Regions from separate parts of the Homo sapiens genome. Here region 2 is linked to region 1. Evidence: read pairs that join two places in POLR2A ChIA-PET (ENCODE). Cell type or tissue: A673. All regions are shown on one strand. Each heading gives the region's core, and the rest is flanking DNA. Links, peaks and the distances in the headings are about the cores only.

Evidence for each region. Peaks named below come from ENCODE experiments on the same cell type or tissue, not always from the same donor. Only the 100,000 strongest peaks of a DNase experiment are listed, where the experiment ranks them.
Region 2: POLR2A ChIA-PET joins it to region 1 with 6 read pairs; 1 of 35 experiments calls an interaction of 5 or more read pairs at or near these places.

The regions. Positions count from the first base shown.
Region 1 is chr11:94,944,614-94,952,774 of GRCh38, reverse strand. No RefSeq gene overlaps it. Among named protein-coding and RNA genes, the nearest start is that of CWC15, 25 kb to the left of the region's middle. In A673, for the core only: no CTCF peak of the experiment used is centred there; a DNase peak (open chromatin) is centred at 4,344.
Region 2 is chr11:94,166,963-94,175,123 of GRCh38, reverse strand. All of the region lies in intron 2 of PANX1 (pannexin 1), which reads right to left. Among named protein-coding and RNA genes, the nearest start is that of PANX1, 42 kb to the right of the region's middle. In A673, for the core only: a CTCF peak has its summit at 3,252 (motif pointing left); a DNase peak (open chromatin) is centred at 3,243.

The sequences.
Region 1 (8,161 bases), core at 2,086-7,085:
AATCAGAATCTTTGGGGATAAGACCCAGGCATCAATATTTTATAAAGCTCTCCAGTTAATACCAATACTTATCCTAGTTTGAAAACCACTGCGTCATTTCCTAGTTTGAAAACTTGCATAATTTTGCCTATGTTTTAAACCACCAAAATCTTTTTCTTCAGTGTTGTGTGTGTATGTGTGTGTATATACTATACATATATAAAATTAATATCTATTTAAACACAATTCCTGCACTCTATATGGTAAATAATTCTCAGGCCACACACTCAGGCATGCAAAAATATATTTACTTTTGCTTTACCATAATTCAACGTAATTTGTGTTTCCTACCCCTATTCTCCAAAATAAGAAATGCAGTCTTAGTCAATTCAAACTTATTTCAGTTCTGGGTTTAGACATGTAATTTTAAAAAATCTTTCTCACATTACTTATTAGAAAGAGGAGATAAAATGCTTGGTCATTATTTTTAAACCAAGACATCTATTGAATAAATTATTCATTTTGAAGTGAGGTCATCAACATTTTGGTTTTCATTTTAACTTTCTTTATGCAGTCCAGAAATGGGATCTCATTGGTTCAGATACGATACACATATTAACACATAAATTCTGTCTTTTATAAAAGTTTATTTGTGCTTTCGTCATATAGTAGACTGTATTTTTCCCTCTTGAAAGAAGAAATCCCATGTTATCCTTCTAAAGTTCCCAGCACTATATCTTACCCATAAGTCATTTTTTAAAAAATTGAATTCTGCATGTTTCTGTCTATATATCAGGGCAAGTGTACACAGGCTAGTCTGGGTTCAAAGTAGACATCATAAAATACTCTCACAGGCACACACACCCATGTGCACATATACACTTGTTTTTTGTCTCTCTACACACACACACACACACACACACACCCCTGCACATACATGCACATACATACACAATCTGTTTTCCTCAACCTACCCCAAATTGCCACAGTGCATGAAGATCTTACCATCCCAGTTGTTTCTCCACGATCTGGGAGGTGGCATGATGTCACAGCTGCACTAACTACTCCCTAAGAAAGGACAGAGAGAAAGGACTCCCCAGACCCCAGGGAGGATGGTGAGGTTAGAGTTGGCAAGGCGGAAAATCAAACTCAACTCTGCCTTTCCCTCCAGCAATTCATGCACTTTTGGTATTTTAATATATTTTTTAGAACAGCAAGGATAAGATGCTCTATCATGTTAGAAAAACATACAGGTTCTGAATGTATTTTTAACTCACGTTGAGGCATTCTTCAAAGTTAATTCACTGGTTAAACCCCAAGTATAGCTCGTCCAGAGGTACACTGACTACATTTTGTGTGGGAATTCTGGATCCACAGGGAAGCCCAAAGGCCTTAGGAGATCTGTGTTTCTGACCCTGAGAGAATGTCCTAAGGTCAGGGGAAAAATTTTATTGCGGCTGCATTCTCTCACTCATGTTGTACCTAAGGCAACTAAGTGATTTGTTCTCAAAAATTCAGTTCTGGAATTTAGTGATGTTGTGACTATGCAGATTGATTTTTCATATTTACGGATTCTTTTTTTTTTTTTTTTTTGAGGTGGAGTTTCACTCTTTTTCCCAGGTTGGAGTGAAGTGGCATGACCTCGCCTCACTGCAACCTCCGCCCCACCGTTCAAGTGATTCTCCTGCATCAGCCTTCCAAGTAGCTGGGACTACAGGCATCTACCACCATGCCCAGCTAAGTTTTGTATTTTTAGTACAGATGGGTTTCGCCATGTTGGCCAGGCTGGTCTCCCAACTCCTGACCTCAGGTGATCCACCTGCCTCGGCTTCCCAAAGTACTGGAATTACAGGCATGAGCAATCATGCCCAGCCCCATATCTACAAATGTATTTTTAATAATGTTATAGTCCATTTAAAAGTGTGTGGGGGGGTTTTGTTTTTGTTTTTTTGAGATGGAGTCTTACTCTGTTGCCCAGACTGGAGTCCAGTGGCGTCATCTCAGCTCACTGCAACCTCCATCTCCCAGGATCAAGCAATTCTCCTGCCTCCGCCTTCCAAGTAGCTGGGATTACAGGCGCCTGCCACCATGCCCAGCTAATTTTTGTATTTTTAGTAGAGGCGGGGTTTTACAATGCTGGCCAGGCTGGTCTCGAACTCCTGACCTCAGGTAATCCTCCCGCCTTGGCCTCCCAAAGTGCTGGGATTACACGCATGAGCCACCGTGCCCGGCCCTCAGTGATGTTCTTAACAGGGTCTGGAAACTCGTCTGCTGCCTCTTGGCAGGCAGAAGCTGCTTCTCTTGTTTTCTTGGCATTTTAAAGCCAACTGTCTTTCTAAAATTATTAAACCATCCTTTCCTGGCATTATATTCTTCAGCTTTAGATCCTTCACCTTCTTTTTGCTTTTCAGTTTTTATATAATGAAAACACTATAAATCAGGGTCTTCAGTTTTTTCAGGGAGCCAGTATATCACTGGAGCAAGTTTACAATAATTTACGCAAGCAATCACCTGTTGATTAAGTGCTCATTTTATTTCTTTTTTCTATTTCTTTTCTGTTTCCCCCTCATATGAACAGTGTGGTAATAAACTCAAAGAGGATTTGAGCAGTGCTGTACTGAAGAGGTTTGGGCAGTCACCACAAAGTCATACTAAGTACTGGCTGGACAAGAGAACAGAAGAATGTCAGGCATCACCCCCAGCTGCGACAACCTTCTTGTTCCCTTTCATGCTACAAACAAGGGGACTTGCTGCCTCAAGTTTTGAGAATGCCCTGCATGGACACTTCCAATGAGGGTTTTCCATGATGTTGACCTTTCATTTCTTCCTTTCATTTCATTGCCTCTTCCACTTAAGCTCTTCCTGCCTGTTTCCCTAGGCTGCCTCCCCTACCCTTAACATTGTGAGCAAGATCCATATAGGATAGCCAGGTCACAGTCCCCGGGGTTTTGAAAATTCAGCAACTGGCCAGATGCGGTGGCTCATGCCTGTAAACCCAACACTTTGGGAGGCCGAGGCAGGCAGATCACCTGAGGTTGGGAGTTCAAGACCAGCCTGACCAACATGGAGAAACCCCGTCTCTATTAAAAATACAAAAAAATTAGCTGGGCATGGTGGCCCATGCTTGTAAAGCCAGCTAATCAGGAGGCTGAGGCAGGAGAATCGCTTGAACCCGGGAGGCGGAGGTTGTAGTGAGCGGAGATCGCGCCATTGCACTCCAGCCTGGGCAACAAGAGGGAAACTCCATCTCAGAAAAAAAAAAAAAAAGAAAGAAAGAAAGAAAGAAAGAAAGAAAGAAAATTCAGCAACTTAGGGAATTGTGGGTGATAGGGAGGTTGAGTGGAAATGGGAAGAAGTTTCCTCCGCTTGGTTTAAGCTGTTTCAGAAGACGATGACACAGGCTTTATGCTGCTGATCTCTATGTCTCCAGCCCAGATCTATATTCCAAACTCCTATTCTTTATTTCCAATTATCTAATGAGCATCTCCACTTATGGCCCAAAAGCCCTGAAAATTCAATAAACATCTCCAAAATATAACCCCTCATCTCTCCATCCGGTATCATGACTTTGTGCAGCACTGCCATTTCTTTCATTTGTATTTATCCTGGGAACGTGAATTTTTGTGGGGATTTAAATGATCTTACGCACGTAAGAAGCTTAGGTGTTCAGCAAATGTTAGTTCTCTTGCCCTTCTTCCCTCTCACTTCCTTCCTTTCCTTCCTTCTTCTCTCCTTTCTAAAGTAAGAAAACCCTCAATTTAGGGGAAAAGTTCATAGAATTGTCAAAGACAATGTGCTGGCACTTAAGGTAAAAAATGTTCTTTAGAGATAAACCAAGTCTGAGAGCCTTGAGAGGAAAGTGACACTCAGAATTGATATCTTTTACCACTTTGTCATTGACCAAGACTCAAGTGAGAGGCAAGATGAGGCAGGCGATGAGGTGGATGTGTAGTGAGAAGCAGACTGGGCTCTTCTTGACTCTCTTGCCACCAGCAACAAGGGGCTCCAGGTCAGAGCAGCCTGGAGGCAATTATGCAGCTTAGGACTCTAGCCTGGCTGAGGGAAATAGAGTTGTTTGAGGCCATGTAAATCGGAGAAAAAAAAAAGGGTTCCGTTGAGTTTCTGTTTTTCTTACAGTTGAAAATTACTGAAGACTAGCAGACCCAACCGTCAGTCCTGGATGAACATAACTATATCCACCCTCCCATTATCTCTTGAGCTGGGTCATTGGAAAAGAGCTCATAAAACATGTGAAGGCAGAACATAATAATTTAATAGGTTGTCAGAAGGCTGAGAGTATCGAGGCCCAGCAGCATACCAAGAAAAGTGAAAGATCATTCGTGTGGAAAAGTTTGTGGTTTTGAAGCAGAGGGAGGGAGGGAGACAGAGGGAGAAAGAGGAAGAGAGCAGGAGAAAGAGAGAGGAAATGCAGTTGGAATGGGGCTTTGCTTATAACAGTGAGTCACCACTCTCTTTAGAGGGCAGGCCTAAAAATGTGTTCTAAAACTGAGCATCTACTATATGCAAGACACCATGCTAAATGCGGGGAAAGATGTTTAAGACATAATGCTGTCTTCTGACATGACTGTCAGCCTGTCTTGGATCAAACAGAGATGGGTTCAAGTCGCAGCTCCACCACTTACTGGCCCAGCCATTTTATCTCCCTCACCCTCAGTTTACTGATCTGCAAAATGGGTATAATTATCCCATCCTTGTAAGAATAAGACATAACATATATACAGCTATTTGCATACTGTATATACTGTCTGGTATTTAGTAAATGATCAGCAAATCTTAGTTCGCTCCTGCCTCCACCCCACCTACTCCCACCCCTCATATTAACAATAGCCATATCTATTTTCTTCACTGCTGTATTCCCAGTGCTTAAAGGAGTGCAAAGTAGCATGCAGGAGGAAGGCAGAGTGTCAAACAGTAAAGCTTCACTTTAGGAGAAATAAATGAACATATTCAGAGGAGAACAAGAATGTACAAGAAGCTGGGTGCGATGACACTCGCCTATAGTCCCAGCTACATAGGAGGCTGAAGTGGGAGGATGGCTTGAGACCAGGAGTTCAAGACTGTAGTGAGCTATAATCGAGCCTGCGAATAGCATCTGCACTCTGGCCTGGGCAACATAGCAAAACCAGGTCTCTAATACACAAATAAGTAAAATATAGACAAAAAAAATTTTAAGAGACTGGGTCTTGCTGTCTCCCAGGATGGAGTACAGTGGTGTGATTGCAGCTCACTGCAGCCTGGAACTCCCGGGCTCGAGCAATCCTCCCGCCTCAGCCTCCTGAGTAGCTGGGAGGGACTTCAGGCCCATGCCACTATGCCTGGCTGATTTTTTAATTTTAATTTTTTTTGGAGTTGGGGTCTCACTATGTGTGGCCCAGGCTACTCTTGAACTCCTGGTCTCAACAGATCTTCCCACCTTTCCCTCCCAAAGTGATGAGATTACGGGCATGAGCCACTGCACCTGGCTTGAATAAAAGTTTAAAAATAAGTAAATTAGAAAGTACAAGAAGAATGGAGAATGGATTTAAAATTTTACCACTTAGGGGACTGTTGAAGAAATCTCATATTTAATCCAGAAAATAGAACATTCAGGGGTTGGCTAGAAGGGAACTGATGCCTGTACTCATCTGTCTGGAAGACTGTTGTGTGGATGGGCAATGAGCCTTGATGAGTCTGGACTTAAAGACAGATTTCAGCCTGGGGGAAGAAAGCACCATCCGAGGGCAGGGCTGTCAAGGTGCAGGGAGGCAGTGTTGTGTGCTGGCAAGGAGTGAGAATGTGGGCTAAATGGTTTCAGGTCAGGTTTCTGGGCGAGGGCGCTCAAGTGTAGCGTGCTGGGGAGGGGAGAGAGGATCTTTACCCCTTTCAACCCTAAAGGCTTTGATTTTGAGAATCCTGCTACATTAGGAACAGTTGTCTAGGGAGGCCAGTGTTTGCCACTTGTGGCTTATTCCAAGCCTCTCTATTCCCTGCTTCCTAAAGAATGTTCTTCAAGATAATAATACCACCATTTAACTCAGGCCCTATGTTGGTCTGCTTGTAGTTTCTCAGGTATTCTGTCACTCTCCCTGCTTCTTGACCTCACTCAAACTATTCCTTCTCCTTTGATTGCCAACTCACTCATCCCAAACTGTCTTTCCAAGTTATGCTCATTCCTCCATGGTCCAGCTTAAATCTATTATCTTCTCAGGAACTTTCCTAGATGCCATTTACACAATCAGCACCTTTCCTTTCATATTTCCACAGTATTTTCTTTTTTGGTGTATCAGGGATCTCATGGGTCTAACTCTTCCATACCACATTATGAGCTCCTGACCTTTCACAGAGTCCTAGTGTTATTTATTCTCACCTCCTCCCATCCCTAAGAAAAATAGAGGGTCCTCAATATTTGATTAATTGCTTGAATATGGCAAGTGATTCCATACTGTCTTCCCCTTTCAAAACAAACAAACAAACAAAAAACAAGCAAGCTGCTATGGTTTGAATGTTTTTGTCTCCCTTCAAAATTCATGTTGAAATTGAATCCTCAAAGCAATGTACTGGCAGATGTGACCTTTGGGAGGTGATTGAGTCTTAAGGGCTCTGCCCTCATGAATGGAATTAGATGCCCTTAAAAAAGGCCTTGACAGAGGGAGCCGATCCCTCTTCTTACCCTTCCATCTTCTGCCGTGTGAGGACACAGCATTCCCCACAGGAGAACATGGCATTCAAGTCGCCATTGTGAAAGCAAGGAGCAGCTCATCAGATGTTGGTACCTTGATTTTGGACTTCTCAGCCTCAAGAACTGTGAGAAATAAATTTATATTCTTTTATAAATTACCCAGTCTGTAATATTCTTTTATAGCAGCACAGAACAGACTAAGACACAAGCAAAATCAATTTGCATCAGTTTCTGTTTGGCTTCTTCATATTTTGGGTGCATGAGAAAAAGAGCAATGCAACCATTTTCTACATTATGAACGACAGTGGGACAGTGCTTAACTCATAGTCTTAAGTCCCCAGATACCATTTTTACCCTTAGGTTCACTGTAACCCCAAACAGATCTTCAGTAGTGAGGTTGGCTAAGGTTTGTTCCCGTCCCCCTTCTTTCACTTCACATCTCCTGTAAATGCAGATTTAGTGCTTATGTGTTCTCCCAGGCACATAAGGCCCTTCCAGACACATGTCTTAATTCAATCTCTTAATGTTCAAAGGATAAATTTAGCCCTGCCCTCTCCAGGCAGCACAAGAATTGGCAAAGCACAAGAATTTACCCCTTGTAGTCACTTGTAGTAGTTATACCTCAAGGTCCTGCCAAAGGCTACCACCATGAGCTTTTCCACATTTTAGTCAATATGAGAGCCTGATTTATGAAAAATCAAGTTAATGGAGCAATGAATAAAAATACCTTATTTCTTCATTCATCTACATATTATGAATTTTATCACTGGATGAAACTAGGACATGAAATAGCTGTGCTCTTAGACCAATAAGTTGGATGCCCACAGATTCACTTTTGCTGAACAGTTGCCCAAGGGTAGGCAATTGTTCTCCACTGTGGAATATCATGAAAAGCAGCCCTGGGCAAAATCCTATGGTAGCTTTTATGGGGTATTGTTTAGGACCATCTTCCACACTGCATACAACAAGGTCTTTCTGATGAGGAGTCATGGGAGTATTTCCCATGGCGCCAGGTCTTTCCAACAGGAAAATTAGTGCATCTTCTAGAGAAACCAGATTGGTTTTACTCCACAGACTCAATGAGTCCTATAAAGGCTAGATGCTCCTCTTTGCTCAGTCACTAAGAAGGTCTCAAATCTCTATGGATCTTTTTGTCATGAGGTAGAAAACTTTTTCTACCACTCTTTTATTTTTTTAATTTATTTTTTATTTTTTCATATGCAAAGATTTTTGCAAAATCTACGACTCTTTTAGATTCAGGAGCTGGGGCCTGCAAACTAAAATAATAAAATACAGATTAACAGGAGAAAAAAGGTTTATTCACATGCATATGAGCTAACGAAAGAAGTAACTAAAGTAACTAGCTCATTAAAGTTAAAGTTGGGGTGGGGAGGAAGTGGGAAGTTCTTCCTATGGGAAGAACAAATCGTTTTCTTAAGAAAGACAAATTGGGTTTTTAGGAGAACAAGAAAAAGAAAGTTTGTGACAATGTTTGTTTCTGTA
Region 2 (8,161 bases), core at 1,210-6,209, 780 kb after region 1:
CTGCAGATGGAAACAGCTTTGTTCATAAGCTGTGTCAACTCCACATTAGGCCTGGGATGCTCAGCATCTCTTGAAGCCATGATGGCACTATTCTGCATGATGTTCGAGTGAGTATTGAGCTCTTCCAAGAATAGGGAAACTTCTCAAATCATTGTGGGACCAAGCAGCTGTCCAACTACAATTTTCAGTCTATCTGCCTTAAAAATGTGTGCTGTTTCTGGAATGGGTTATAGTTAAAACAACAGAAACCTCCAGATGGAAGGAACCTAGAGGGTGAGCAGTACAACTTCCCTCCATATTCAAATCCTCTCTACCTCATCGAAGGCAAAGAACCATCCAATTCGGACTGAACAACTCCTCCCCTAAAATGCATGTGACCTCATCTTAGGGGATTAAGTGCAGATGGGTAAATTCACTCAAAAACATCTCCTGGGGACCTGCTATGTGCTAGGCAGTGGGCTGGATGCACGGCCCCCACAGACTAGGCACAGAGTCTGCCCCAAGATTACACAGGACAGATGGGAACACAAGCTGATAATTAAATCATCAAAACATGTAGGTACTAAGCACTGAGGGAACAGAAAAGTCCCTGGGGAGGTGGTCAGGGAAGCTTCATAAAAGAGGTAACACCTGAACTATGTCTTAAAGTACAGTGCGGCAATAAAATAAAACAAAGCCTTATGTTAAGACTCAGCACAAATGTCACCTCTGTGGCCCTTTGGAATCCTCTTTCCTCTGCTTGGAATCCTTTCCTCCGTGTTTGTCTGTTGAATTCTCACTCATCCAGAGCACCAAGGTAAATGAACAAGCCTGTGAGTGAGGAAGTAGACAGAGCAGAGGCTGGAAGGGTGTGCTGGCTTGAATACTGCCCCCCAACCCTAACTAATGACCACCTGGAACCTCAGAGTGTGATACTGTTTGGAAATAGGTCTTTGCAAATATAATTAGTTAAATTAAGATAAGGTCATGATAAATTAGGGTGGGTCCTAATCCAATGACTTGTGTCCTTATCAGAAGGCCAAATGAAGACACAGAGACACACAGGAAGAAGCCTGTGATGACAGAGGTAGAGACTGGAGTGATGCATCTACCACCCTAGGAACACAGAGGACTGCCAGCAGCCACCAGGAACTAGAAGAAAGCACATCACAGACTCTCCCTGAAAGCACCAAAAGGAGCCAATTCTGGCAACACCTTGATTGTGGACTTCTGGCCTCCAAAACTAGGAGGAAATACATTTCTGTTGTAATTTGTTATAGCAGATCTAGGAAACTCACAAAAAGTGTAAGCAGAGACTGAATTAAGAGGGCCACAAATTCCCACACCATACACAATGGGGTACCACTGGTAGAGGGCAAAATCAAATATATTCCAGAAAACCACTACAGAGGCAAAGAAGAAACACATGGGAAGGAGAGAGACCAGGCAGGAGGTCACTGTGGCAGAGAGGCAGGAAGAGAAGACAGATCTGAGAGCAACAGATGGGGGAGACATACACTTCAGTGTCCACACAGAAGAGGGGGACGGAAAAGGAGAAGAACTGAGGATCACGCCGGGTGTGTAGCTCATGCAAGGGCATGACGGGGTGGAACCTTCAGGTGAAATAAATGAAGAGTCCCAGATTCAGAGCAGACGGGAGTGAGGTGGGAGGCAGACCTGAGAAGATGAGAAATTTTGAACATGAGATACCTGCAGTCAAAACGCCCTGGTCTGTAGTAGATAACTGAAAATAAAGGAAAAGAATCTAGCTGTACAATTCAGGATTTGGCAGCACATATGTGGTCAAAGCCAACTGTATGGTTAAGATCATCCAAGGAGAATGGGCAGAAGGAGAAGACCAGAAGACCACGAACAGGCCTGAGACCCTATAACATTTAAGGGTCAGGCAAAAAGAGAATCTTGGAAGAAATGGAGAAAAGCAGTCAGAAAGTAGGAAGTAGGTAAACCAAGAACATCCTGCACTGGGGAAGTGGAGTAAAAAGATGCATGAAGGATGTCTGTTCTGGCTATATGCTGTTCAGGTAATACCGCACTTACAGACAATCCTAGACAGCGGGAGTCAAGAGTGAACAGCTACCCCAGAAAGCTAATGTGCACTCCCTGAGAAGCTTACAGAAGGCAGAAAATACAGATGGCATGGCTTCTATTCAGCACCAAAGGTGCTGTGGTTTGCACTGGGTGACATTCTGGAGTGCAGCTGGAGGGAACCCATCATGGGGAGAGCCCTGGAGAAGACAGCGAGCAAAGTATCTGTTCACAGAAGGAGGAAAAGATGCCTACCAAGATAAGTAGAACCAAGTGACAAGGAGCAGCCTTCCCACGGATCTATGAAATGCAATGAATTGTCCTATGAGGCAAGGAGCTCCCTTTCAATACAGTTTGTGATCATCTGGGAGAGCTTGAGTATTCCAGATTAAGGGTCCATAGGGTTTTCTTGTAAAGGGCCAGAGAGTAAATATTACAGGTTTGAGAGCTACATGGTCTCTGTTGCAGCTGCTCAACTCTGCCATTATAGTGCAAAAGCAGCCACAGATAATGTGTGAACAAATGGGGCACAGTTGTGTTCCAATAAAATTTTATTTACAAAAACAGGTATGGACTGATTTGGCTCAAGCATGTGTGTCCTAGTCTGCCAACCCTGGCTCTGGATTCTTGCTTCTCAAAGAGTGGTGTGGTCCATAGACCACAAACCTCAGTTATCACCTGGCAGTCTGTTATAAATGCAGAATTGCAGGTCCCTATCAGACCTGCTGAATCAGAGCCTAAAGTTCAACAAAATCCCCAGGTGATCTGCATGCACAGAGAATTTGAGAAATGGTGTAGATGGGTGGTGCCCACATTGTACGGCAAGATGGGCTCACATCAGAATCTCCTGGGAAGCCGATAAAAACCACATTCCTGACCTTAACCACAGAAGCTCCAACCTAATGGCCTAGATGGCCTCGGGAGCCTGAATTTTCACAAGGCCACTCTGGCAATGCTAAGGTTTGGAAGCCTCTGGTCTGAAAGCCTCAGAGGATTCCTCCAACCAAGTTTCTATGAGTCTACTTAAGAGAAATAAAGATTTGCCCACTCTCCTAATTTTGTTCTTGTTTTTCTTATTGTTTTTTTCAGTCAAAAACGGACTTTCCTGTTTCAGAGAGAAATCTTACTAATAGTTGCCTCCCGCATTCTAAACTTGAACAAAGGGAACAGAACACTCAAAGGAAAAAAAAAAGCCAGTTCTCAAGCAGTGTTAGAGCGCCACCTACTGGGTGCCCCCCACCCCCCGAGACTGTACCCACATCTCCAGCAAAGGCCTCACAGTGTGTCCTTAGAGGTCATCAGTAGTGCATGGAGTGGGAGAGAAAGGGAGGAGGAAGACAGGGAGAAATCAAAGTCGGTTGGAGAAAAATGACACCATTGATCATACCAGTGTCATACCAGTGCTGACTTAAATATTACACTGAATAACTTCTTTGGGGTAACTGAGCTCTCCTAACTTCAGCATCAGAATTAAATTGAGAAGTGCTGAATAAACCCTGTGCCTCTAATCCCCCATCCTTTGTCAGGATGCTCCTGGAGAACCAAGTCTGGTTCTGAACAGGACACACAACTACCTCACTGCCCTCTTCCCTTCCGCATATAGTCTTCAAGCACCCACTATGGACTACGCATTGTCTCAGGGGTACATGGATAAACAAGACATGGTCATGGTCTCTGCCTGCATAAAGCTTACAGTCTTAAGAGATAAAGAATTAATAAAGCAGAATTATGGCAAGATATTTTCATGTCAAGCTTCCATTTTATTTGAAAGTGCTTGGGGAAGGCCTTGGAGGGCAGGAGGCAGAGACAGGGAGTGGGATGCCTGAAGTTAGTTTCAAGTGACAGCAAGTTCAGAATGAGGTGGCCACAGGAACTCATGATGGAGATGGAAATGGAAAGGAGGTAAAAGTTCTTGCAGATGAGACAGAGACTGAGGCTAGATGTGCCATCCAGGAGGACACAGAAGTCACCTTGGGGTGGTGAAGGAGGATGAGCATGACTGAGTCCTGAATGAATGAGGGGTGACTGGGAGAATGACAGCAATGAGGAGGGCATGGGGAAGGCATAGCCAGTATCCAGAACAGCTAAGGAACTGAGTTTTCTATGAAGAAACAGTAGCAAGGTAAGAAATACAGGCATGGGAAGAAATTACGCAAGTCCATGAGCACGCTGAACTAAGGAACTCCTGGGTCAACAGTGGGCTCCCCTGCTGGACAGCAATTGTGCCAGAAAGACTCTCCTTGTGTTGAACTGCAGCTCATCAGCAGGTGACCATCACCTACAGGCTACAGTCCAGAATTCTCAAGCCACAGAAGTTAGAACTGGACCTTCTCACATGGGAAACATGTCTGAAATCTGAAGAAGGATGTGGGCTCACCTGCCATCTGGCTGTGCGACCTCAGAAAAGGCACTGATCACTCTGGCCCTCGGAGCCTGAATGAGAGGACCCTAACAGCTTAACAGTCCCGAGTCTGCTCAGTGTGGAGAAGCCACAAGAAAACCTTTTCATCTTTGAAAGAGAATCCAGCAATTCCACTTTGGGGTATGTATCCAAAAGAAACAAAGTGAGGACTCGAACAGATGTTCACAGCAGCAATATTCACAATAGCCAATAAGGGCAAGCAACCCAAGTATGCGCTGATGAACGGATAAACAAAATCTCGTACAAATTTACAATGGGATGTTATTCAGTCTTAAAAAGGAAGGAGATTCTGATGTATGTCACCACATTAATGAACTGTGAAAACATTTTCTTCAGTGAGATAAGCCAGACACAAAAGGACAAATATTGTATGGTTTCACTTATATGAGGTATCTAGAATAGACAAATGCAGAGAGACAGAAAACAGAATGGAGGTTGCCAGGGGCTGGGGGGATGGGGAAATGGAAAATTACTGCTTAATGGATGCAGGTCTCAGTTTGGGAAGATGAAAAATTCAGGAGATGGGTAATGGCGATGGTTTCGCAACAATGTAAATGTACTTAATGCCACTGGGCTATATACCTACAAAGAGAAAGGTAAATTTTATGTTATGTATATTTTATCAAAAAAGAAAAAGAAAAACTTGAAAAAGAGATCAACGTAGAAATAAAGCAGCTGCGATTACTGAATCTGGCCTAAGAAAGCCATGCACTAATATTCCTATCTGGTATAGGTTTTATTTCTCCAATTAGGCTGAATCTTCATTTCTCTCTAACTCCTGGCATTACCAACCAAATCCCACAAATTTGATGGCTTAAAACCACAGAAATTTTTTCTTTCATGGTTTTAGAGGTGAGGAGTTCAAAATCAAGGTGCTAGCAGGGCCATGCTCCCTCCCGAGTCTCCATGGCAGGATCCTCCCAGCGTCTTCCAGCTTCCAGTCGCCCCAGCATTCCTTGGCTTGGCTGCATAACTCCAATCCAGCCCCCTGTGGGCATGCGGCTGTTTTCTCCCTGAGTGTCTTCATGTTGTCTTCCCTCTGAGCATGTCTGTGTCCAAATTCCCCTCTTCTTATGAGGATAGCAGTCATACTGAGTTAAAGGCCCACCCTACTGCAGTAAGACCCCATCTTAACTAATTACATCTGCTATAATTATATTTCCAAATAAGGTGTCACAGTTTAGGGCACACTGGGTTAAAACTTCGACATATCTTTTGGGGGACACAATTCAGCCCATGATACCACCCAAATGTAGAGTTAGCCTAAGTCTCAGTCCTCACCTTACTCGCACTCTTGGCAGCATCTGACACAGGTTATCACATTGACACCATCTTTCTTTACAAGATACCCTGCCTTTCAAGCATACAGCACACTGTTTAACTTTCCTCATCACCCCACCTCTCTGTGTCTCCTCTGTTGACTGGTCCTACCCCACCCTCTCTCCATGTTGGAGCAGCCCTCAGACCTTGCCCCTGTCTACATATAATCACCCCCTAAGAAACACCATCCACTCCTATAGCTTTAAACACTATCTATTTTCTGACAATCTGCCATATCTATAGCTCTATTCTAGCCTGCAATCTCCAGATACCATATCTCACTGCCCACCTGACACATCATCTGGACCACAGCACCTGATTCAACATGTTCAAGCAGAACTCTTTGATTTTCCTCCAAAATCTGCTTCTTCACCAGGCTTCTTCAAGTGTCATGAAGGTGTCATTCCATCCGGTGCCTGAAACCTTGGTCATGTCCTTAATCCTGATCTTTCTCTCATCTTCCCATGTCCAATCAGCACATCTTGTTACTTCCGTATCTTAGAAAAGATGCCCTGAGTCTTAGAAAAGATGCACTTCCCACCTCCACTGCTGTCACCCTAGATCTCAACTGCTGTCACTCTAGACCAAGGATCAGCAAACTGCTGCCCCTGAGCCAAATCTGGCCACAAGCAATCATGTCTACTCTGCAGAACTAAGTAGCTGCGACAGTGACCATGTGATCTGCAATGACAAAAAAACTTTATGATCTGGCCCTCTGCAGAAGTTTGCTGACCCTGGTCTAGGCCCTTGATGTCACTTTCGACTATCCTTTTGCGTGATCTTCTAATCAGCAATAAGACATAAGAGTATTGCTTTTTGTTTGCTCTTTGCCTTCTTGGACAAAACTGCTTCTTTTCCTTTCTGTTCCCTAATTAGAACCCTCACTCTGTGCTTACCAAGTGGCTCTCCCTGCCTCTATTCTCTCCTGTACACCATTACTGAGGCTTAACTCTTGGAACCGCCAAGTTCACCCTGCTCAGGTACCTGCAATGGCTCCCGCTGTCCCCAGCATTTAGCCCATCCATCTGGTTAGTTTTCAAAGTCCCCTGTAACCTAGCCTACCCTGCATCATAGTTAATCAAGGCCCCAATGCCCCCAACAGGCCACGCCTCCCCCAGAAAGTGCTTCCCACCCTCCCAGACAGTGCTTTTTTTGTGCTTTTGGGCCTGTATTTTCCTTCCAGTTGTCACCCAGCTTGTTCCTCTCTCTTCTGGTTATCAGGAAGAGAGAGTTTATGAAAAGGGAAAAAAAATTGTGAAGAAATTGTCTAATCATCTTCATTTCCTTACCTCCCATTCACTCTTCACCACAGCCATCTGCCTCCCACTTCTCCACTAAAATCATTCCTGCTGGATCCCCAATATTTTCATTAAATCCAGTAAGTTGTATTTCTCCCAGACTGCACTGGCTTCTCTGCAGCAGCATTTAACAGAGTTCACTACTGTCTGAAACACTCTCCTTTTACCATTTAGCTGATTATTCCCTCTCACTGCCTTCTTCCATGTTTATTTTTTCCACTAAACAACAAGCTCCTTGATGAAGGGACCATGTCATCTGTGGCTTTCTGCCACTGCACATACATTCCAGCATATGGTAGGCCCTCAATCAACGTTAGCTGAAATCAACTGTGACTAAATGTTTTCAGCTCAAGAATTTCTATTTGATTATTTTGGTGCAGTTTTCAGTCAGTTCTACGTAAAAAATCTCCATATAATCATAATTCTTTGAATATATGATTAATGATTAGTTAAAATGCATGGTTGATCAATCCACTATCTGGATCTCCAACAGGTTTGTTTCTATTTCTGATTTTTCTCTTGGTTTTCTTGTACATCTAGTTATTTCCTAGTGAGTGCTGAATATCATATGTGAAAAACCTGAGCAAGAATTTGACAGTACATAAGAGGAGGCAGAGCAAAATGGCTGAATTGAACCCTCCAATGATTGACCCCCATTAGGAGATAGACAATATAAAAAGATATAAAGTATCCATGCAAGAAAGCACCCTCCTAAGAACTAAAAAATCAGAGGAGCAATCACTGTACCTGGTTTTAACATAACAACGAAAGTGGCATTGAAGAGAGTAGGAAGTACGGTCTTGCACTGCTTACACCACCCCTCCCCTAAACCCAGGCAGTGCAGTCTGGAGAAGAATCCGTGTGCTTGAAGGAGGGAGAGCAAAATGAGTATGCGACTTTGCACTGGAACTCAGTGCTGCCTTGTCAAAGCCTCACACAACACCAGGCAGACTTCTGCCAGGTCCCACAAAAGAAGCATTTAGACCAGCCCTGGGCCAGAGGGGAATCTTCTGCCCCAGTGGGAGAAAAGTGACTCCTGCTGGCTTCACCACCAACTGACTAAAGTGACTTAGGGCCCCAAATAAATCTGAGTGCC